Linked DNA regions of Mus musculus: region 1 is linked to region 2. The links are chromatin loops, found by intact Hi-C in ENCODE. Cell type or tissue: left cerebral cortex. All regions are shown on one strand. Each heading gives the region's core, and the rest is flanking DNA. Links, peaks and the distances in the headings are about the cores only.

Evidence for each region. Peaks named below come from ENCODE experiments on the same cell type or tissue, not always from the same donor. Only the 100,000 strongest peaks of a DNase experiment are listed, where the experiment ranks them.
Region 1: it touches region 2 in a loop (2.4-fold over the local background); 1 of 42 quality-filtered maps calls a loop at or near these places.

The regions. Positions count from the first base shown.
Region 1 is chr16:25,035,907-25,043,443 of GRCm38, reverse strand. No RefSeq gene overlaps it. Among named protein-coding and RNA genes, the nearest start is that of A230028O05Rik, 20 kb to the left of the region's middle. In left cerebral cortex, for the core only: no CTCF peak of the experiment used is centred there; DNase peaks (open chromatin) are centred at 1,281 and 3,335.
Region 2 is chr16:24,806,398-24,813,934 of GRCm38, reverse strand. All of the region lies in intron 8 of Lpp (LIM domain containing preferred translocation partner in lipoma), which reads right to left. Among named protein-coding and RNA genes, the nearest start is that of Mir28a, 18 kb to the left of the region's middle. In left cerebral cortex, for the core only: no CTCF peak of the experiment used is centred there; a DNase peak (open chromatin) is centred at 3,939.

The DNA of each region.
Region 1 (7,537 bases), core at 998-5,997, 230 kb before region 2:
ACAAACCTGAGAGTCTCATCTGACCTCTGCTGAACTGGATGAACATCTTCGCTGCGATGCTCTTCTGACACAGAGTTTAGGAGCTCACAGTTGGAAACCACAGCTCCGTAGGGCTGTGGGATTGGCTTAGAATAGCTGTAATACAAAGACTGGAGAGCCTGAAACAGCCAAGTGCAGCCAGCCCCTCCCATCTCCACACTACTGCTTCAAACACTTGTAGACATGAAAGGCTTGTCAGGGGAATGTTAAGGGTAGCCAAAAGATGGAGATGGTAGTCTGTGTGAGAAACATGCTAGTGAAGTCCTGGGTGCTAAGCAGAGCGTTTGTGGTCAGCATAGTTGGGAACAAGTGGATAGGGATTCAGGCAGAGCTTGGCTTACAAAGCTAGGAGTAGGTGCACATCTTCATACCTGAGCCAGGCTCAGAGGCAGGTCGAGTCCTGCTAGGGTAAAGAAAAAGAAATGCATTCTCGTTTCACTTTATAGCAACAAGGAGGCAGAAGCCCAGCCCAGGAGAAATGATATGTGCAAGGAAGTGAAAGGGGACTGCTGGCTCCAAGTTTGAAGAGAAGAACCACTCCCTGGGGGTATGGAAGTTGGGCTAACAGCCAGACTGAAGGAGCTGATTTCTTGGAGCTATAAACCTAGAAATTCGAAGCACTGACTTTTTCCTTACTGAAAATGAGGTTTACTCATTGCTTAACCTAAGGTCTTTACAGAGCCCACATGGCATCCCATACAGACGACTAGAAGAAGAAGAGGAAGAGGAGGGAGAGGAGGAGGAAGAAGAAAAAGAGAGGAAGAAGGAGAAGGAGGAAGAGGAGGAGGGAGGGGAGGAGGAAGAGGAGGAGGAAGAGGAAAGCCAGGGGTCTCTAGGTGCACCAACTGGCCCCCTAGTTCCCTGTGTGACTTTAAGTGAGACTCACCACCTTCCTGAGCATCAATCATCCCATGTCTTACATGTTGGTGTTGGATCACAGCAGAGCTATGCAGCTGTGTTCCATGAAGCCAAGAGATCCAGGCAGGGAACACACAGGCTCCATCCTGGCAGATGCTCGGGGAAAGAACAAAGAAGCAGAACTTGATCCTTGATCCTCTGTAGCTTGGAGCAGTTCTGTTGTTAAGTTTAGTATGTTGGGTTTCCCTATAAGATTTTATTTGAAAGTCACAATAAGAGAGGAAATCAAAAAGAAAGGGAGCCAAGGAGAGCGTGAGGCTGGATGGTCTCCAGCCTGTTGCAGGCTGGCTGCTGTTTTCTGACTCACCCCAGTGTTCTGCCCACACTTTCAAGAACCACTTCCCTTCCTCTCTGCCACCATCTCAGGGAAGAATCCATAGCGTACGTAAGCCCAGAAAAAAGCCACTGCTTAGATCTCATTTCCCAGCTCTGAAGAGTGCTGGCTCACAGAGAAGAAAATTGGGGGATTTTGTGGGCTGAGTGGGAGGAGACCTGAGGCCCAGGGCTGTAAATCAGGCTTGGAGGTTTGGATTCCCAGCAGCCTGACCTTCAGACACCCTTCCCTCCTCCGGATACCTTCATGCTCACACTCAGGCACAGGGAAGCATGCCCAGCTTCACACTGCCCCTGGAAGCAGGGCCCACTTGGAAGAGCTGTTTTGATTTTTCAGGAAAAATTGCTCATAGCCAAACTTCCCTCCCCAAGACCAACACAGGCAGGGATTTCCTACGTGCTTGAACAAGGAATATTCTGGAAGTCTGTTGGCCACCGTCTGGCCAAAAAAAAAAAAAAAAAAAAAAAAAAAATTAAAACACAACAATAATAATACAAAAAACCCCACATAGCTAACATACCCACCTGAGGTAGAGTATCATATATAATTTTATTTTTGTTCCCTAAATAAGCCCTTCTGCTGCCAGTCTCAGTACATCTCAGATAGGCCTACTTGCCCATTGCCGACTCCACATGGCATGTCTCTCAGTTCCCCAATCCACAAATCCAGGAATTTCACAAGCTTGGGAAGTTGGCACACCAGAGAAACTGATTTCTTTTGCCCTTGCACAATTCCCCTGTCGATAGAGTGCGTCTTTCTGACAGGAAAGAGTTGGCTGAAACTACTAAACCTGTGTGGGGTGCTGGTGTGGGAGTCAAGGGTGCAAGTCCCTGGTCTTCCCTCTCTGTGGTCACCAGCGAGTCGCTTCCTCCTTCTAGGCCTGCTTAAAGACAAGGCTCCTCCATTCAGGTAGTTTGTATGCATAGCTTTCCTTGACCAAGTCTCAGCTGAAGGCAATGTGGAATACCTCGGCGGAAAATGATTCCGGAGATCGCTAAAACATCTGTTGTCGAAATCAGTCTTGCTTCCGGCAGCAGAACAATCCCTCATCCCCCGAAATCCCAGTGTGTCGAAGGTGAGGCTTGTAAGGACCAACTCAGAAGGTGAAAGCTCTGGTAGCGGTTACACCGCAGGTCTTGGAGCAGAGGCCGGTAAGTGCAGGTCTAGAGGGGCTCCTAAGAGAGCTTTTACCTAAATTAGGATTTAAAAGCCATGAACTTCTTGGACAAGGAAGAAAAGGAACACAGAAGAAGAAATATGGAAGGCAGGGAATTGGGGAATTTTCAGAAAGAGTCCCCCCAATGACTACAAAATGTGGGCTGAGAGAAGGGGCACAAAGTGGTGTTCCCTAGGAACATGTATGTTCGTCTAGACTATCGATTCTCAACCGTCCTAATCCTGTGACTCTTTAATACAGTCCTCCCTTATGGGTGGTGATCCCCAATCATGAAGTTATTTTTGTTGCTACTTCATAACTGTAATTGTACTACTGTTATGAATCGTAATGTAAATATGTGTATTTTCTTATGGTCTTAGGCTACCCCTATTTAGGTACCATTCGACCTCCAAAAGGATCACGACTCTTAGGTTGAAACATGTTGGGCTTTAGGGCTTACATTTTTTCCTCTCAAAAACAATGAGGAGGAACTACTCCAAGGGACCACGTTCGTATTTTAGAAATCTTATTCTGGCTGTCTTGTACGACCTGATTTTGAGAAGGAAGATAAAATAAAAGAGAAGGCAGGGAGATCCTTCAGGGAGCAAGGAGCAAGAGGTGACAGCACCCTGTGCATAATGGCAATGAAGAAGAGGAAATGAAAAGTGTGTAGTAAGGGCTGTTACTGAATGAGCGCTCCCATCTCTAACTTTCTAGGACTCCGCAGCTAAAGAAATCTGAGCAGGCATCTCACCTCCCATTTTTGCCCGCCCCTCCTCCCACCTCCCACATTCTGTGAAGTCTGGCTGGCCCCTCCCACTCCTCCCCCATCTCAGGCAGGAGGCTTAGATAATAGGTGTGGCATCGGGCCCAGGCATTCCCACCGTCTTCTCCACCATCACATTCTGCTGCTTGAGCAGTTGGCCGCCTCCATGAGTGTTAATTGGAGAGACATCTGAAGTGACCAGACTGGTTATGCAGCCGCCATGATAGACACACTCCATCTGCTTCAACCAGGCGCTTCTCAGCGCACAGGGAGGCCGGCCTGATTCCTCTTGCCCAGGGCTTGTTAGGAGTTACACTCAAAGTTAGCTTCCTCGGCTTTGAAGTGGAAACTGCTTCAAAAAACATCAAGTACAGACATCCTTCAGTTTGGTGAGGAGGAAATTAAGGCCCAGTCTTGCCATAGGTTAGATGCAGAGCTCACAGCCAGGTTTCCATCTGTCCTTCAACACACTGGGTGTGACACTTGCTACGGCCCTTCTAGATCATGAGTTGACCAACTTAGTTTCCTACTATCACTATCCCTTCCCCACTCAGTGACAAGGGCTTGACCTTCACATGTCATTTTCCTTAGCAACTGTTAATTTCTTCAGCATTTTAAATGAAACTTATTTTATCATTTAACAGAGGGGATGTTAAAAGTCATCTACTCTAATGGTTCTGGCATGCTTTAAAACTTATTTGGTTAGTCTTGCTTTTAGCAGCAGAGGCTTTATCAACTCATCAAATAGAGGCTGGGAAAGGCCTGGAAAGGGGAGTGTTTGGGTGGCTATAATACTGAGTAACATATTTAAATATTATATAATACTGTATACTATATATATATGCCATATATATATACCATATATATATATATACATGGAATACTGAGTGACAGTCTGACTAGAGTAAGCTCTTTTAACTTCAAATGCATAACTTGCCCCAACTGTTCCCACAATTCCTGCTGCCACCCATCCCTGTCTCTGCCATTGGTAGGGGCAGCCAATATCAAAAAGTGAATAGATAACCCTTCTTGTTTCAAGCCCTAAAATCCTCCAGTAGAATCTTTCAATATGACCTAATCTTGGTATATAGCACTTTCTAGTTACTAGTATATAAATATGACATTCCCTGCAAAGAAATCTGTATATGCCCATTTTACAGAGAAAAGAGAAACTGTCCCTCCGGCAGTATGCAATGGAGCTGAGATCCACATCTCCATACCCATTGCCTATCCCAAGATTAATTGGCCAGTGAGTGCTGCTGTACCTGTTCATTCCGGAAAAAGAACTACAGGTTCAGGCCAGCTTTTGAACTATTTTCTAATCATGAATAACAGAGAACCCCTGTTGCTAAGCTGCAGCATTTACAAATAACCCTGGATCTCTGTTGATTGTACTTCATCAACAAGGGAGATGGAAGCCATTAAGGAGGTCCACCTGGGACTTGTAATTAAGTCGGAGCAAAAGTACTTTGAGGAACTAACAACAAAAGAAGGAAGTCGTTGTCCTTCTGAAAGTCAGAATCTACTTCCTTAGAGTCTGAGAAGGTCTGTTTGTTTAGACCATCCAAGTCAAAAGCACAGAGCTGGGCGGTGGTGGTGTACACACCTTTAATCCCAGCACTTGGGAGGCAGAGGGAGGCAGAGCTCTGAGTTCGAGGCCAACCTTGTCTACAGGACAACCAGGACTGCTACGCTCTCCGGTCGAGTCAACTGGACAAGCCAAAAGGCTTAAAAGTCACTCATGAGGCAAAAGAGTTTCAAGGAAGCTCTCCTCCTGGAGTCTAGCGTTCCCTACCCATACAGTAATTTTTTCATTCCCGCGTTCCATTCCCGCGTTAGTCTAGTGTATAGATCCACGTGCTCTCTTTCAATATTTTCCTATTATAAGTGCTTTTTAAAATTGAATTCTGACATGGCTTAAGCCTTCCACCAGTGTTGCAACAGTCCAAGGGCATCCTTGACCAAGATCAAGGGTTTAGAATTCAGCAAGATTGTAAAAGCTAAGTCACTCCCTTACATAGGAATTTACCATCACTTAAAAAGAAGGAAGTTTCAGACCAAAGGAGAAACTAGAATAGATACTATAGCAGAGTTACACCCATACACACGTATTTACAATGGCCTAAGGGGAAGGTGGACTATACAAGAGACTAAAATAGGAACTGTGGCAAGGACGCGAAGCCCTTGACCCTGGCTTCTAAGATTAGTGAATTTTAGGTGGAGCCCTTGTTGATCCCAGCTGTTATCAATGTATTCTATCCTGGGTGGTTCCCGTTAGACCTTTTGTGTTTACATTCCTCTGTTTTATGTAAGATTCCAGTTACCTCAATTGTACCTTGCTAATATGTCACCCAACTTCCTTATTGTCCTCTGCATAAAAAGCCTGATGCTCGAGTTGTAAAATTACACTCAGATTCCACACGAACTCTCCTGTGTGTGTGTCTGTCTGTCATTCATCCACGCTTTGCCCACCTGCATCGAGAGACCCCGTTTCACGCAGACACAGGGACCCAGAAGGTCTGCGGCACAGGACTACACAGAGAAACCCTGTGTCAACAGAACGAAACAAAACAAAACAAACAAAAAAGGAGGGACACATAATTATGTATGACAGACAATGAAATCAAAAAGGGGCTACAGATGGGATACCAGGAGATCTGACAGCTGATCCTGGTAGGCCCAGTCACCAGCTGGGCAGAGGCAGCTCCTCCTCTGTCTGAGAGTGATAAGACCATACCCGAGGAAAGCTCAGAACTAGGTCATCCCTTTTGTGTCCCAATAGACACTTTCACATTGGATAAAAATCTGCTATTGTGGTCCTGATGGAAGAGATGTACTTTTTATGAGATCATCCTGGTTTTTACCATGCAGCAAGTAAATTGCTTGATAAATGACAGCTGTCTGGTTCTTGGAAGCAAATAGCAACTTCCCATGTTAATAATAGTGAGGAGACAATAAGAAAAACAGCAATAATTATTCATGTAAATATTATATTAAAATAACTATTATTACTTTAAGGGCAGAACATAAAAATAGCTTTTAGTCTGCAACATCCCTTATTGATTATTATCACATTTGCTTCCACAGTACTCATAGGAGGTAGGCAGGGAGGAGCAGGCATCAGAAGAGACTGGATGAGAATTCTCCAAACCACACAGTAAATCAGCAACAGAGCAGCCATGATTTGTGGAAAGTAGAGTGTAGTAATTTGGACTCACTGAGTGCCAATGAGAAGGAATGCTGACTTCCCTTTGTGGACCCACTGAGTGCCAATGAGAAGGGATGCTGACTTCCCTTTGTGGACCCACTGAGTGCCAATGGGAAGGGATGCTGACTTCCCTTTGTGGACCCACTGAGTGCCAATGAGAAGGGATGCTGACTTCCCTTTGTGGACCCACTGAGTGCCAATGAGAAGGGATGCTGACTTCCCTTTGTGGACCCACTGAGTGCCAATGAGAAGGGATGCTGACTTCCCTTTGTGGACCCACTGAGTGCCAATGGGAAGGGATGCTGACTTCCCTTTGTGGACCCACTGAGTGCCAATGAGAAGGGATGCTGACTTCCCTTTGTGGACCCACTGAGTGCCAATGAGAAGGGATGCTGACTTCCCTTTATGGACCCACTAAGTGCCAATGGGAAGGGATGCTGACTTCCCTTTGTGGACCCACTGAGTGCCAATGAGAAGGGATGCTGACTTCCCTTTGGAAATGAGGAACTTCTGTTTGTCCATGTAGACCACGACACGAAACATCTCCACTGCTGAATGAGAAGCCATACATCTGTGGGGGTTGAGTGTAAGACTTCAGGGAGAGAAAGCTTGGGCCTTGAGTATAAGGCAAACAGCACTCACAGTTACCTCAGTCTTGCCTATGTGATAGAAGTTACAGAAATGATAAAAAAGAAAATAAGGAGCTGTGTAATGCCCACCTTATCATAGCTCTGTGACAGTTGGTATTGTGGACTTGACAGAACCTAGAATGATCAGAACGATGGACCTCACAGACACAACTGCTGGAGGATTATCTTTCTTTAAATGATTTATTTTGGGTTGTCTTGATTATACTAAATTAAGTGGGAAGACTTACCCCTGAGCCGAATTTAAAACAACTTCTCGTTTTGTGGGTACTTGAATTGAAATTAAATGATCTTTTGAGTGAAGTCTCAGAGCTAGATTGAAACTGTTTTGTATGTGGATCTGGATGAACTTGAGATCCATGGTGGGAGGTTCAATTCCCTAGCTGAGATCCTGGCTGTATTATAGAGAGAGAACGGGAACTCAGGAACAGAAGGGATGGATCCCTTTGTTCTGTTTCCTTATTGTGGA
Region 2 (7,537 bases), core at 1,096-6,095:
TGCTCTATATATGCTCTATCTGGTGATTTAAAATAATAATAATGGCTATAACAATCCATAAACGAAAGACAAATGCTACGACAAGGAATACTGGGGAAACTGTCTATTAGCATCATGGAAGATTATAAACCCATAGTCTGCCTTCTGGAATAGCTTCCTTGTTTCCACTCCTCTGAGTCCCTAGTGAAATTTGTGTACAGACACTTCAGACTTGTTACATCCCTTGAATCCTAAACTATGAGCAGAAAAACATTTAAAATGCGAAGATGAAGATGAATTGAGGCTTCGCAGGTACATGTATATAAACAATTGTAAAGAATATCTTCTCATCTCCCGTATGGCAGTGTTAACTAAGACCACTGAAGAAAATTTATACCTCAATTATATGTCCCCCAAATGAAGCAAATAATGCAAATTCTGTAATTTCCAGAGCTGGGATTTGCTAGTAAATGATCAGTCTGTGTGATATCCAAATGCGACTGCAAGGACTACAGCGAATTCAGGCGTGCAGCTTTCTATACCTCTATGAAGACTGGGCCCTATATCAGCAAAATATTAAAAATACACCTGTGGGTATCAATGCAACATGAATCAATGGCTATTTAACAGTCACACTTCAAAATACAATAAGAGAAATGGGTAGAATAAGTCTCAGAATCTACTTCATAAGCAAAGAGGGCAATGGGATAATTCTGAAACTAACAATCTTTCTCCTTTATCACTTCAATGTATAAATTTTCTATTGTAGGATCAGAACTGAATTTATGTTTTTCATAGACAGTATTGTTGTCTTTGGAAGGAGAAATGGACAGGGAGAAATGATAAAATTCTAATCTCAAAAACAAAAGAAAAATGTCAATAAATATTGAAACCCTACTAACTGAAGGCAACACTGATAATTATTCCTCATTTACTGTCAATTCTTACAAATTTCAATGTGATTGTCAAGGTACTCATGGAACTTGTGAAGGGATAAGAAACATTAAACAAAAGTAACTTGTTCCTTATACATCTATTAGGAAAGAGAGATAAGTTGTAGGTAAATATGAACATTACCTTTACTACACAGTCAATTATAATGTGCTGAGATATGATCATAGGTCAGAGCAAAACTTAGTAAGTCCCATAAAGGAGGCAGAAGCCTTGTTTCAGTTCTGTAGTACTGTAGTGAAATTTTGGAATTTTGGTTTCTTTCTTTTCTTTCTTTCTCTCTTTCTTTCTTTCTCTCTTTCTTTCACACATATGAAAAGGCATTTATTTTGACTTATGAATCCAGAGGGACTGAAGTCCCTCATGGCAAGGAGCGATGACCACAAACATCAGGCATGGTGACTGGAGCAGAAAGCTGAGATTTCACATCATCACAGAAATATTATAAGAATGAGTTTCATTTTTGCTCACAGAGGTGAGGATATGGCACTGTGTCAGATTGCCCACAGCAGATGACTATAATTTGTCTCATGCACTAGCTGGGGTGTAATTTTGCTACCTGCAGATAGTTTCTGTGATTATGTGATGATTGGAATTCTGGGAACTTTTCTGAGGGTAGATAAATGCAAGGACTGGGAGAGGTGGTTGGTTGATTGTTGGTGGTAGTTAAGTAGTTGTATGAAAAGAAGAAAGGAGGAGGAGGGAGAGAGGCAGAAGAGGAGTAAGGAAGGAAGGAGGAAGGGGAAGGGGAAGGGGGAAGGAAGAGGAGGGGGAAGGAGGAGAAGGATAAGGATAAGAATAATTAGGAGGATGAAGAGGAAGTGGAGGAGGAGAAGTAGGAAGAAGAAGAAGAAGAAGAAAAAGAAGAAGAAGAAGAAGAAGAAGAAGAAGAAGAAGAAGAAGAAGAAGAAGAAGTAACATCTTGAAGGCAAAGATCAAACTTGCCCCAAGGAACTTGATGCCCCAACCCGCAAAATCTAATGATAACGTCACCCCTTTTCTGACTGCTGTCTTTATTCAGGGATCTCTTTCCTTTTTCCTCGATTATCTAGTGTTAGAGGGTTAAAGGGTAGAAGGAAAAGAACAGAGAAAGGTGGAATAAAGAAGAACTCACAAAGTAGCAAACAAGGGCTACAGTGGTACTTGACCCAACAGAGGAAAACTGGAATGACTTAAGGGGTGGATGAGACAAAGTAGGAGGAGCTAAACTGCATAAATAAGTATGTGGGAAAAAGACAATTTATGTGAAGGCTGTGGAAGGAATTGCAATTGGCCCATTAGATTAGAAACCCACAACTGCCAAGAAGCATCAATGAGAGCAAGGCCAAAAAGAGGATGGAAGAAAACACCAGGGAGTGAGGCTCACAAAGGGACAGTGTTAATCACAGCACTGACCAGGACAAAAAGCTGCTGGCAGGAGATGGGGGAGTTTACAGCTTCAACTACATTTTCTTACCCCAGATTTCTAGTTATCTAAATTGGTGATAAGGAAACTACATTCAAAAATTAGTGGAACCTTCAAATGTGATTGTGGTCAAAGCTTTAGCACTGACCATATGTGTTCAATTCAATAGCAAATGTATAATGGGTAGGAGGAAGCAGCATGCGTGCCAATGCAGAGGCGAGGCTGGTTCAACATGAGATGCTGGTGTCAAAAATGCTTGTGTGGGATTTGTTTAGGCCCTAAATACCAGTCTGAAGTAGCCTTGGATAACAGTGACCACAGACGTCAAAGTAGAGTACAAAAGTCTCTTGACTGGAGAAATAAACAACATGGGTTTTAATTTGAGTATTTTCTTAATGCTTAAAGTCTCCACACAACTGACTGTATAGACATTATTTGAATGTTCTGCTGGACTCCTGTTTGCATTTCTGCAGACCTTGTAGCCCAAATTTTAGAAAACAGTAGTCACGTAATGAATAATAGTGGAATACAATAATAAATAAAATGCCATCGTTTGAGCAAGCTATTAGGTTATATTTAACAAAAACAAAACAACAAATGACAAAATGGACAAAAAAGCCAAACTATAAGGAAACAAAAAAACCTAAGTTTAGAAAAATTTTGAGAAATTATAACACTACATTTTAAGAAGGATCCTGCACAGTTCTTTTCTTCTTTTCTTCTTTTCTTCTTTTCTTCTTTTCTTCTCTTCTCTTCTCTTCTCTTCTCTTCTCTTCTCTTCTTTTCTTTTCTTTTCTTTTCTTTAAAAAACCTTTTGGTTATTTTGTAGTATTTCAGCAGGAAAGCAAGGTGACTGGCCCTTGGAAACAAGAGCAAATTGCTCAGTGATCCAGCACTGCTGTGCTAGCCTGCAATTCCGAGGTAAACGTGCTATTCCCAGATCCATGCAGCAGAGAGGAAAACAGGACACCTGAGGATATAACCCCTAGTCTTGCCTCTTATGCTCTAAGAAAGCAGATTATCTCTTGGCTGCTTCCATGCCACTAGAAAGCCTGGAATTAGAGTCCTTAAGCTTCAAATTCACTTGTTTAGAAGCAATTATACAAACTATCTTTCCTAAGTCTGTCTTTAATACCTGCAAATCTACAGACAACAGACTACATGGAGTGGCTTGGAACTCAGCTATGCTATTCACAACTCCTCGCACCAACTCTGTGTGTCATGTGACAGATGTAAACTAAACAATCTCTTATTGCACATTGTCCATGTGAAAGGCATAAAATTATGAGAACTCCAGGCTCCAGGTAATGAAAAAAAAAAGTTAAAAATCCCTCAAATACCAACAACCCAGGATATTGGGGGGGAAAGAAAAAAAAAACAAAGAAAAGAAAAAGAAAAAGAAAAAAAGCCCCAATTTAACACATCATCTTTAAGAATAAATGAGGTTACAAATCCACATTTGGAAGAACAGAATCTAGTCCATATGTACCAGATACCATTTTTTTTTTTCAAACTCGAATTCCGGATTCCAAAATGTATACTCTCGCTCTATACTGAGGTAACAGCTTGTCAGAGAAATGTGGCAAGCAACAGCAGGCCTAGCACAACAGATGGGGTATATTTTTACACCGGCTTTAAGTGATAATACGAGTTTACATAGGGTCATCCTAAATATTGTTTAAGTGCATGAAATGACTCCAGTCACTGTCTAACCTTGAGTAGGCTGTTTTGCTTTCAGTTCCTCTCAATTTGCTGCCGTCAAGACTCCATCAAGACAAGTCTATCTTTTCTTTGGAAAAGGAACTGTACCAATTTTTAAGATATTTTTTTTCAGATTCATGGATGGATTTTACATGGCCATTAACAAAGAAAGAGTACAATAGCCATCCAAACATCTCATTAGCATGGTGGACTCAGTCAGACTCTGTGGACAGGCCAGGAGTGATATGTGTGTTGGCACTTAACACCCAGAAGTGTGAGGTGAGGAGGATGGGAATCGAACCTGCTACTTGCGGCCTGACAGCAAGGATATTTACTGTAGCATAAAGTTCTACTGATTGGCTCCATTAAATTCTCGAGGCACTGATTCCACTTCTGGAATACATGCCTCCTAATAAATATTAGAATTGTTGTCAGGGCAGGTGTAGAAAACCGCACATGTACACACCTCTTAAAGAGTTCAGGGTTTGCATTCTCCCCTTCTAATCTCAGGGAATATTCACTTGCTTATGTGAATGGAGAGGGCTTGGTAGCCTCTGACTCTAACTACTAACTCATAGATTTTAAACAAACCTTATATAACCAGTACAAAACTGCCTTTGTGTTCATTCACAAACGAGGGCATGTGCCCTAATTTCAAAGAATGTAAAGGAAGCTCTAGGGATGACAACTTACATGGATGCCTTCTCTGTGTGCACACAGCCACAGAAGGGATATAACATAGCTCTTATGGCTAATTCTTAGGTAAGGTTTCTCTAATATGGAGGGATGGGCAGGATGAGGACTGGAGAGATGTTTGAAAACATTGTCAAAGTATCAGGCACTATTTCCTTGTCACCTCCCAATGTCGGACAATTAGCATGTAAGCATTCAGACTATGTATTAATCAATCTTGGTCTCAGGTTCTAGACGAGTGACTGGTTCATAGTGGCCTCCCAAAAATATATGGGTGTCAAATGGCAGGTCCATTTGAGCACACCCTTTCTACCTTCCTTGTTCAGAAATCGTCATCCTAAAGAGCCCTATACAACATGATCTATTGCCCAAGAAAGGAAATACTGTGTTTTGTGTCTTAGCTAGGCTTGCATAGCCAGGAAACACTTAACGGCCTGTGCTTTCTCCACTAATCTGTACTTCTGTAAGGCACCTTCTAAGTCCCTGAACATGATCATGAACAATGTTGTATAAGACTTTCTTGTTCTTCAAGATTCTCTCCTGTAAGGAAACGGGGTGTGGATAATAAAATACTCAACCAGTGACTAGACTGAATGAGATGGAGTGAGCATAGAGAAGTAAGAATTTGAGTAGGAGATAGACATAGTATTTGTTTAATAAATTATAAAACATTATAGAAATGTTAACGATTACTAACATTAGTTTCTAAGCTTCTTGAGCTAGCACACTTAGCTTATTATATACTTATGAATAAATTTGCTACTTCTTGGTAGAGGTGATAAGAGTTTGTTCTGGGATGGAATGTCTGGATGAATGAATGAAATGATGAACTCTTGAAGAACATAAATGCAAATGACTACATTTCTGCTAAAACATTAATTTCGGTTAGGATGGGTCAGGTCGTGCTAAAATAGTTACACAAATTATGTAATTATTCTATAAATTCAAAATTTCCCTAAAATACAAAATTTATAATTGCTCGCTTCTTAAAAAATAGCTCGTGTTATCAAGTTAAACTGTACTTCAAGACTTTTTCCTAAGTATATTTATTAGCAAAATGATGTTAAGAATGTTTAGCAAGGAAATCACAACTTTTACTAAAAATTTTTTTTTCAGTTAAGAGTAATTGGAAAACAATAAACTTAAGTGAATTATCCGAACCCCTCTGATTTTTCATGTTAAAACTCCATGCTTTAGATTGTCTGGAAATCTTACATTTTTAGAAAGTCACACTGTTTTGAGTGCTAAGAAATACTAAACGTTTGTGGCCACCCTGGCATAGAAAGGGGCTTGTGCAAATGACAACCATCACTGATGCTCTACTCCAGCATCAATCAAAGTCATGAAGGTCAAAGAATATACACGAAGCATCAGCTACAGATCATCCCAGCTTACTACAAATCTCAGAAGGCTGTGGGACACTGGAGCCATGAGGTGGAAACCAGGCATGCGTGCATCTTACCTCCACAGGGCATCCCCTCTCAGTGAGAAGCTCTGTAGCCTTAGATACCAAAACTATTTGCTGGAAAACAACAGACTAGACTTATTCATCAGTTTCCTTTATGTGAGCTCTGCTAACGTTTCTATACCTAATGACAAGAAAATCAATCTTTTGACACAAAGATCACTTGCACAGAATCCAAAACAGAAGATACTGACAGCCTCAGAAATATTGCAACATGTTAACTGCTTCACACAGCTAGAGCTTGAACCAATGACTCATCGATTTCTCCTTTCTTTCCCTCATCTCTTCTTCCCCACTCTTTTCTTTCTCTGCCTCTTCCCTGTCTAAGGACTAATGACAACATTTGTAAAATGCTGAGTTGATTTAAAAAATTAAGAGTTTTAAGTTCACAGTTGTTTCAATAAATGTAGATGCGTTCTAAGAGTACCCTTGCTAAAACCAAAACCCAAACAACTACAAAACAAAACAAAAATAGGAAAAACTGAAATGCCATGAATCACCGTGTTTGCTCTTTCGCCCTGAAAAGGTCCAGGGTAACTTTCTAGGTTTTATGCATTTAGCAGCACATCAAAGCAAGGCTGTAATAAACCCTTCTCACAGACCCCCATAGTGAAGACTGGTGCTGAGACTAGCAACCCAAACTAACATGAGGGAGGAGAGTAAAATTTCCATTTAAAGTTAGGATAAAAGACATAAGGAATTCAACAAGGAAGTTACCATCTTGCCCCACGATCTGAAAAGACTCAGAGATGAGAACCCCCCTAAAATTAAAAGGAGCCCATGACCACCGTGGCTATGTTCAACTATCCCAGCATACACAGTTGGTAACAATTTAGTGTGTACTCCAGGGTCTATCTAATTATACAAATGCTACATATCAGTTTCTTTGTATGATCAATTCCCCCAACTGTGGTCCTGAAAATATCCCGAGAACAACATAAAGGGCAGTACTTTGCAAGCTTCCATTTTGTTTTTCGTACTGTGTTAGAGAACGACAGTATAGCCGTGTGTTCTAAAAATCCACATATTATACGTGTAAACATACCAACTGTAGGCAGTCGTGCTGCTGTGCCAATGTACTAAAAAGAAGATGGGGAGACTGGCAGTGAAATTCATTTAAAGAAGTTTTATCTTTAATCTCATAATCTTGGGTACAAGATTATAAGGCCAAAAGTAGAGCCACCTATGAAGTACTGCATTTAACTAACTTGAATGGTTTACTGTAGATTATTTTTTAACAGACACTTTCCTCTATTTAGTCTTGAGTTCCTATCTACAATAAGAAGGAAAGGCAACATTAATGTCACAGATCTAAGACTCCTGGCAGGAGACTACCACTGCTG